2 separate regions of the Mus musculus genome follow, and region 1 is linked to region 2. The links are chromatin contacts, found by Hi-C in ENCODE. All regions are on one chromosome and are shown on one strand. The core of a region is the stretch at or near the end of the contact, and the rest is flanking DNA. Distances in the headings are between cores, read along the strand shown.

Region 1 (4,410 bases), core at 1,469-3,968, 170 kb before region 2:
GCACAGATGTATTCCACTTCCCTATTAATGCTGTAGAGGAACAAATACATTTTCTTAAAGAATGACTTGTCTTTGTTTTGTTGCTTTCATCCAAGTAAAACCTAGCCTCCCCACTGTGCAAAGTGGAAAAGAGGCAAATAATTCCAAGTTTATAGTATTATCTCTTCTTGGGAGTATCAGGTTCATTAGCTAGCTTCTTCTCACCTACCAAAGGTGAGACATGAGTCCTATAGGTCTCTCTTATGTATACCATGCCTGACAGGATAAGAAGCCAGGGTGTCTTTGTGAAGGCTGGCTCCCCATGCACTGAATGGTCTGGCATGGCAGTAGGCAGAGGCATTTTGAAGAGCCTTTGAGAATGCCCTGGCATGAGAGTAGTCTGGCCATGAGTTTTGAGTTATTCATCCTGGACTTTCTGGGGGACAACTGCTACCTCCTAGTTCATGGCTTGGCTCCCAATCAGTCCCTTTCCTACCCTCAGGGTATTACATTTTGTACTTAGGAAAACGCCATGCCTGTACTTCTAAGTGTTGGAAAGTAACCACTTAGATCAGTACATCTCCATTAGCTTGTCCTTAGGCTAGCAAGGTGTCTGGTATGCGGGTAGTTTCTGCTGTTAACACTTCACTGACTCTCACACGCCTCCCGAGAGCTAACATGACACGACATTCTAGCCATCAGACACGAGAGCTCTCAGTTAACAGCTGTAACTTTAAAGGTACCACGTGCCACTGTCTGGGAACTTACGGAGACGCACATATGATGGAACGCTGCCTATGGCTTCAGAAATCTAATGGTCCATATGCTGTCTAGCTATATGTACTTTCTGCCTTTGCTTCATTTTAGGTATCAAATGCTTTGATTTTTGTCACTTTCATATTTATCATCAAAAAGCACTGTGTGTGTTGTATGTGTTGGATAGTTTATCATTCATAGAACAAACCGGACCATGATTTATTGTCCCCAACTTGACAGATTAATTTGGCAATTTGATGCCCAATCATATTGAATAACAAAAATATACAAGTGACATGTAAAATGTCTCCAATCCTCTCATTGCCTCCCTAATGTCACTGCCCTTAATGACCTCCCAAACCAGAGGCTACACGTCCCTCCTCCCCTGGGTCATCCTGTTGTGTCACCTTTCCAGATATTCCAAAAACCTTACCCCCCTGGGAAAGCCAGTGAAAGAATGAGGCTCTGTCCAGGGGTGAGCACAGGAGATTCCTAGCAGGCCTCAAGACTAGGATTCACAAGCCCTAAGTCCTAGACCTGTTTTTACAAGGGTCTCACTTTGCAAAGTAAGATGATTCAGACTCAAGGACAGTTTAAGCTTTGCCAGAATCCAGAGAGACCATCCTTTGGATTTTGTGTCTAACTTGGCTTTCCTCATCGCCTGCCAGAGACTTCAGCAGTCACTCGACCACACTTTAATTGTCTTGTCATTTTCTAGTGCTGCTGATGCGATGATGTTTTTTGTAGGGTGACAGGCTGCTGAGATCACCACATCTGTGTGACCTTGCAACCTCTGTACAATCTCTTTAGTCTGAAGATTCCAGATGTAAACCATGTTGTCCTCTGAACCAGACACAACCCACTTTCTACCAGTAACCGAGAAACTGGCAAATAGGCAGTATTTCTCATTCTTATGACCAGTGTATGTCTTCAGGCATCTGCCCCTGCTGTAATCCCACAGTTTAAGAGTATTGTCCAAAGTTGCAGTGAGAATGTATTTACCATTTGGAGAAAATTTTACAAAAGACACTGGAGGGTTGCCTTCATCAGCAAGTGTCCTTAAACACTGGCCTGACGCAGCATCCCAAATTCTACAAAGCCCATCATAGCTCCCGGACACTATCAAGGACCCATTACAATTAAAATTTACGGCAGAAATGGGGTCCGAATGTGCAGACAAAGTCTTGAGGCATTTTCCTGTTTTTACTTCCCATATTTTCACACTCTCATCAAAAGAGCCCGAAACGATGAGGTTGGATGGTGGGTTGAAGTCACAACAGAAGACGAAATCGCTGTGCCCCTTCAGTGTTTTCAGACATTTTCCAGATCTCATATCCCATACCTTTAGAGTCTTATCATCTGAGGCTGAAACTAGACGACTAGAATCTGAAGACCAGGCAACATCTGATATTTCCAGACTGTGACCATAGAGTGTTTTCTTACAATTCCCATCGTATGCTCCCCAAATTATAATTAGTGCATCAGCTGCAGAACTCGCTAGCCATTCGCCATTAGGACTAAATTTAACTGATGATATGGCCGCCGAGTGCCCCGCAAGAGTAAGTCTGAGAGCATAGTTGGGTTTCTGCGGCTCTTCCTCGCGCCGGGGGGCAGAGAGAAGTGACTGTGCTCTCTCTGCTGGCAGATGCTCGGTCGCCATAGATCCGGCTCTATAATTTGCGCGGGCTTCCCGCCCTGAAACTTACAGAAGTTAAAACTTGCGGTTGGAAGGCGGATGGTTTTGATTGTAACATGGGCTCCTCTATAAGGTCCGTTCCCAGTCAGCAACGAAGTTTGAACCACTCCCCGTCTTGCTTTCTTCTATAGCATCACGGATCACAGTGATCCTGGGATCCGTACTCGTGTCAGATGCTGTCAAAGGACTAGGCCGATCCGCGGGGGTTCGGGGCTGCACCTTTCCTCTTCCACGCCCTCCGCAGCTCCAAAATGTCTGGGAACCTCAAGCAACAGATGACGTCACACAAAACAGGATTTATGAGAGGCTCAAGTAGAGCCCAGGACGACGCTAGGTACGCATCCTGCCAGGCTGCGCACGCGCCGAAGGAGACATGCATTTTCTTCCGGTTCTCCAGGACAGGAAGTTGACACTGAACCCGGTTTTTTTCCCTGAGAGAGCTGGGTGCAGGAAAGGGCGCAGCAGGCACTTCATGAAGGCTGTGCATATTGAGGGTACCTCTGTCCACACCCACCCCGACTGAGTTTAGCTGCCAAGATTATAATAATAATAGCTGCCTGTGTGTGTACTTTGCGAATGCAATACCTACCCTCAGGGTCAGGAGTCCCATCATCCTGGAAATGGAGTTACAGATGGTTGTGAGCTGCCTGTAGGTGCTGGAAGGTCCTCTGGAGAACTGCCAATGATCTTAACCACTGAACTACATCTGAAGCCTGGACTACGGTGACTTCTGATATAGAGATTATATCATCAATTCAAAAACTTTCCATTTTTATTAACTCACCTAAAGCACATTGAATAACAAATTTTAGGCTTTATTTCAAGTAAATATATATTTTTCTAATGACTAGAAAACCAAAAGGATATAATGGGTACAACCTAGGAGCTAAACCAGGATGGTGATGGACCTTTAGTTCACTACACACACAAGCACGAGGGACAAAAGATGCGCAGACTTGGTACGTTGGTAGGATTAAGACATGACTTGAACTTTGAAGGGTAAAACGCACTTTTTGATGTGTAGGATACCTTGTGTATAAATAGCATTGGGGACTCCCAAAAAGAAAAGGCTGTAAGTAAAACTGTTTGTCGTTACTCATGGTCTAATATTAACAAACTGTCCTAACAAATTACTAGGATCTGCTTAGCTCTCAGGAAGGAGATTTGGTGACAGTGTTCACCAGGAAATAGTAATCCTAAATGGCAGCAAGCAGAGCAGGATCCTGAGCTCCTAAGCAGTAGCATGTCTTCCTTTAAAAAAAAAAAAAAAAAAGATTTATTTATAATATGTAAGTACACTGTAGCTGTCTTCAGACACTACAGAAGAGGGCATCAGATCTTCTTACAGATGGTTGTGAGCCACCATATGGTTGCTGGGATTTGAACTCCGGGTGCTCTCAACCACTGAGCCATCTCACCAGCCCGCATTTCTTCCTTTTACAACAAGCTACCCTTCGCGTAAGGGGACCTCTAGGTTTTGCTTTGTTCACTGAAAAAAAAAAAAATCAAAAATCTGTTTCTCCTTTAAAAAACCATTTAAAAAAAAAAAAAGAAACATGTGCCAGACTTATATGGTCTTCGAAGATTACTCCTATCTGGACTGTTTTAACTGGTTTCCTCAAAGCAGCTTTTGGGAGTAGAAATCCAGTTCCCAAGCCTCTACCCAATCTGGAAAACCTATTCAGACTAAACAGGAAGGACTGAGCACCGCCTGTAACTGAGTAGCTTTAAAAAGCTGCGCTCCCGCGCGCGCGCGCGCACGCACACACACACACACACATATCGTGCTATCCTTGTAAAACCACATGCTTATAGCTTGCTGCCCACACCACTCCCCCCGAGCCCTGCACTATTTTGTCCTCAACACTGGTCTTTTGTGTTTTATTTCTCCTTACCTACATAGTTCAAATTGTTGAAAGCCAGTGTTCCTTATTACAGTCCCTGTTCTGGACTTCACTGACTTGCTTGGGCTAAGGGAA
Region 2 (4,700 bases), core at 1,810-4,309:
TTCTCCAAAGAACCTTTGAACTGGACAGACCTTGAGATAGATTTCATATCTTTCTTTCACTCACATCTGACAAAATTTAATGCAACCTCAGGGACACAGTTTTCAAAGTATACAAGCAAACTAAGCACTTAGTGGTGTTAAATCATAAAGAAAATCATTCTAAGATGATTCTTGAGTTCACATATGCTTTTACCATTTACTGTAAATGGAAGCAAATTTGCACATTGTAACAAATGTGTTTCTTTTTATAGAGAGAACTAAATCATGGCTCAAATATTTGCTACTGCAAGACATGAAGCCCTTTCAACTTTCTTCAGAATATTTTTTTATTTTAAAATTGTCAATGATGAGAACCCTACTTTGAATTAAATACACAATATAAAATGACAGAAGTGTGTTTAGGACCATTTCAGAACTTGGAATAGAAATTCTGTCTTAATCACAAGCCAAAATTCACTGAAAGAAATTTAATTATACTTTTTTTATTTAAGTGTATGGGTATTTTGCCTGCATGTATGTCTGTGCATCATATGTGTGAAGTGTCCGCAGAAGCTGTAAGTTTTACTGGATTTCCTGGAACTGGAGTTACAGGTGGTTGGAGTTACTATGCAGGAGCTGGGAGTCGAACCTGGGTCCTCTGGAAGAGTAGCCTGTTCTCTTAACTGCTGAGCCAGCTCTCCAGCCTCTGAAGTAGCAATTTTTTTTAAAGATTTATTTATTTATTATATGTAAGTACACTGTAGCTGTCTTCAGACACTCCAGAAGAGGGAGTCAGATCTTGTTACAGATGGTTGTGAGCCACCACGTGGTTGCTGGGATTTGAACTCCGGACCTTCGGAAGAGCAGTTGGGTGCTCTTACCCACTGAGCCTTCTCACCAGCCCTGAAGTAGCAATTTTTAAAATCAAGCATTCTAACATGGTACGATCCAAAGATAGACTAACTTGTCATGTTGACAAATGACAGCAGGAACATATTAAAAGTCTGCTTTCTATTACTAAGACATTAAGTTTTTTTTTTTTTAAGAACAGAAACATTGTATACATTAAAAACTGTGATCCATATCATAGTCTCTCATCTGAGCTGAGTGTTTCAGAGAGTGTTTACTGGTATTGTCTGGTGTGAAGATTTTATATGTGCAAAAGTGCACATGTGTGCTCAGAACACAGGCTTCAGTGGTGCCAGGAGATAGCACCGGTAAGCAACGGAATGCTATGTAGTTGATTTTGATTTAATTTTTGGTTATTGTGCCTTCAGAAGCCTTTCAGCGTTACCAAGATTTTCTCAAGTCTCACACTGGGTTGTGCGATCGGTCTGATTACCATCTACAGAGAAATGGGACCTATCTGTAAAAAACCGTTAAAATTGCCTAGATACTCCCACCTCCAGCCCCGGTTCACGGCTTTCATTTACAATGCCTAGCTGCTGGCGCCTGGGATGTCCTGGCTGACACCACCAATATCTCCCACATCCCTCTTTGTACCAACATTTGCCCATATCGAGAACTTTTCTGTTTTCAAAAATATTTAACTCCAAGAAACAAAATATCAACTTTCTGAGCCCAAACCCCCATCCCTCACCCGGCTGCTTGACTCCTGGGTCTTCCTGTCCATTCAAAGTTTTGGAAAGATCTGGGAAAAAAAAAATTGCCAGGCGGTGGTGGCACATGCCTTTAATCCCAGCACCACTGGGAGGCAGAGGCAGTTCGAGGCCAGCCTGGTCTACAAAGTGAGTTCCAGGACAGCCAGGGCTATACAGAGAAACCCTGTCTAGAAAAAAAAAAAAAAAAGGGGGGGGGGAGGGGGGAAGCTCTGAGTGCTGCCTCGGCTTCCTTCCTTTTTTTCAGACCTCGGTCCTCTTCAGACTCCCCATCGTCCCTGTTCTCCATCAGATAGTGTTACCAGGGGCCCCGAGGGGGTCACCATACTCTAGCCCTGGACCGGCAAAGCCTGCTTTAATGCGTATCCCAAATATTCGCTCATCACGCGTTAAGGATATACAGATTCCCAGTCTCTTCTTATCCCGGTCACAGTAGGCGCACCTCACTCCTGTTGCTTGGACCACTCCTGGATGAACTGTTCATATCTTTCGGCCAATCTTGTCTCCAAAGGCAGCTTAGAGGCCATCACGTTCTTCCTAGGAGGGGGAATGGGGGAGGCGGGTGTCGGAGCCCCAAGAGCCCTAGACCAGTAGCGGGACCAGAGCCCTCTCCTGAGCACCCAGGTCAGCCTGGCTTTCTCTCACTCCTGTCGAACTCAGCCACCATGCAGCAGCCTAAGTTATTTTGTGTAAGTGAACCACAAAGCCCCAGAGACCCACCATCTAAGGTCATTTCTTAGTAGTTCTTAGGCTCTCGGGTAGCACGTCCCTTGCCCAGAAGTGCTACCTGATCTTTCCATAATTGGGCTGGGAGCCCATGCTCTTCTGCTCCAACACCTGTGTATTTCTCCCTAGAGTTGTCGACCGTCTCCTGTGTCCCCATACCTGTGTCCCTCCGTTGAACACCCAGAAAGCATGGACGCCAGCACGCGTTCCTCAATACTGGGAGTTTGTAAACACAAAGTATGCACAGATGAGAAAACAGAATTCTGAAGCAGGAAAGTCAGGTCAGATGCCCTCGGGTGGTCCCCCAAGTGAGCAGGGAGCATCCTGAGAGGATCGTTTTCCTTCTCTTATACAGCGTGGGTTTTCAGGTATGCAGAAACTATCCTAGTGATGGAGCAGGGCTCAGCTGTAGCTCAGGTGGAGTGCGGGCGGGGCCCAGCTCTGGAGCTGCTAAGGAGGTGGCCTGGAGGCTAGAGCTCGGGTGGAGGATTGACTGGCTTCTGTTGAGAGCAGGAGAACAAAGTGCCTGGGGGTGGGTGGGTGGTAGCTCTGTGTGTGTGTGTGTGTGTGTGTGTGTTGTTGTTGTTGTTGTTGTTGTTGTTGTTGTTGTTGCACTATTCCAATCCTGGGATAGCGAGGTGAAGATAGAAACTAAGGACGGGGAGGGATTTCCAGGAAATGAAAGCGAAAGAAGTTATCTCAATGTTAAAACTCTGAGCAGTTTTGGACGACCCAGCAGTCGCCGCTTCCTAGTTCAGTCAGGATGGCAGCGTCGGGTTCCTTCCCGCTGCTGGTCGAGGGCTCTTGGGGCCCCGACCCCCCAAAGAACTTGATCAACAAGTTGCAAGTGTACTTCCAGAGCCGGAAGAAATCCGGAGGAGGGGAGTGCGAGGTCGTCCCGGAGCCGGGGAACCCAGCACGCTTCCGGGTGCTCTTCTCCCCGGAGGATGGTGAGGGGCGCGAAGGTCGGGGAGGGTCGCCTCGCGCGGGGTTTGGGACCATGGGTGCCAGGTCTAGCCCTCGGCTGCAGCTCGTTCGGTGCGGGAGATCCTGGAGGCAGAATCTGCGTGGCGAGCGCAACCGGGAGTGGCGTTCCCCTTGCTTTCCCAGTCGCTCCCTGAAGCAATCTGTGGACCTTCCCGTGTTCGTTTGTTTGTTGTTTGGTTGTGAGCCTAGCCTTTCACGGCTGAGCCATCTCTCCAGCCCTTGTTTGTTGTTTTAACTGTCCTGTTTTTATTATTCAGGTGGGGCAGGAAAAGAATTAAGAAACGGGAGGAGTCCAGGGTCCGCTAGCACCGCAGGGTTCTTAGGGAGATGAGCTTGAGAAGTGAAAAGCCCTAGAGCTCTTGTGCCTCAGTGGAGGAGGGAGGGACAGGGCAGGGGTGGGTAATGGGTGGTGGTGTCTTGTTCCTACCTCGTCCTTCAGCCCCAAGATGATCTGAGGTGGCTGTAAGCTTGGAACCCAGGTTGGGATAGGGACTGGGGGTGTTCCCTCATCTCTGGAAGGTTCCTGAACAGTTAAGCAGTTGAATGTTCCCCACCTCTATTGGCCTTCTGCAAAGGAGGCCCAGCCTTCATTTCTCGCTCAGGTGGGTGAATGGAAGTCCCAGATCTGTGACTTCTGGAAAGCCACCATGTGTTAATATCAGAGATTTTGCAGACCAGGGTCATCCTCAGAGTGCAGGATGGAGGGAACATTTGGGCCAGAGGAGAGGAAAGGAGGCTGAGGAGACCGGGCAGTGGGCAAGGTAACAGCCCAGCAAAGACCCAAGAAGGAAAAAAAAAAAAAAAAATGAAAACAAGAGAAAGGTGTAACACAGGGTTTCAGGAAGCCTGGGTAGGAGGGCACAAGAGACCTGCTTAGCTCTGATCCCTTCCGGAAAACACAGGTTTGATTTCACAAGGGAGCCCTCAATGGGCAGCTAGCTAGTAAAGTGAGAATCTCATTTTTCACTTTTCCTAGATCAGTGATTCTCAACCTTCCTAATGCTGCAGACCTTTAACACAGTTCCTCAGGTTGAGGTGACCCCAACCACAAAATTATTTTTGTTGCTACTTCATAACTGTAATTTTGCTTACTATTATGAACCAGAACCTAATCCCCAGGAAAAGATCATTAGATCCTAAGGGGTTGTGACCCACAGGTTGAGAACCACAGTAGAGGGGTCCCAGTTTGATTCCAGCTGTCAGTATCCCAGCAGACATGACCCGTATGGAGAGCGCTTTTCTCTAGAATGTCACTGTCCTCAAATGAGGGTCACATGGTAGGGGTGCAGATTACTGGCATCCTGGTCACAGAGAGGTCGGGGTAACTAGACATCTCCAGCTCCACCCTAGACACTGTAGTACAGTGAGTGTCGACTGAATAAGGATTGT

What was found. Hi-C counts contacts between places; a loop is a spot of excess contacts on that map.
Region 1: a map of heart shows a loop between it and region 2 (2.5-fold over the local background). The contact joins the promoter of Wdr5b here to the promoter of Parp14 in region 2. A Hi-C loop is called at or near these places in 5 of 37 maps with a recorded cell type or tissue (gastrocnemius, heart, mature B cell and 1 more).

The regions. Positions count from the first base shown.
Region 1 is chr16:36,039,498-36,043,907 of GRCm38, reverse strand. It overlaps Wdr5b (WD repeat domain 5B), which reads right to left and starts at 2,718. Exons shown (of 1, transcript NM_027113.2): 1 at 934-2,718. The coding sequence starts at 2,395. The coding sequence ends at 1,409. It overlaps Fam162a (family with sequence similarity 162, member A), which reads left to right. Exons shown (of 5, transcript NM_027342.2): 5 at 1-64.
Region 2 is chr16:35,869,741-35,874,440 of GRCm38, reverse strand. It overlaps Parp14 (poly (ADP-ribose) polymerase family, member 14), which reads left to right and starts at 3,059. Exons shown (of 17, transcript NM_001039530.3): 1 at 3,059-3,274. The coding sequence starts at 3,088.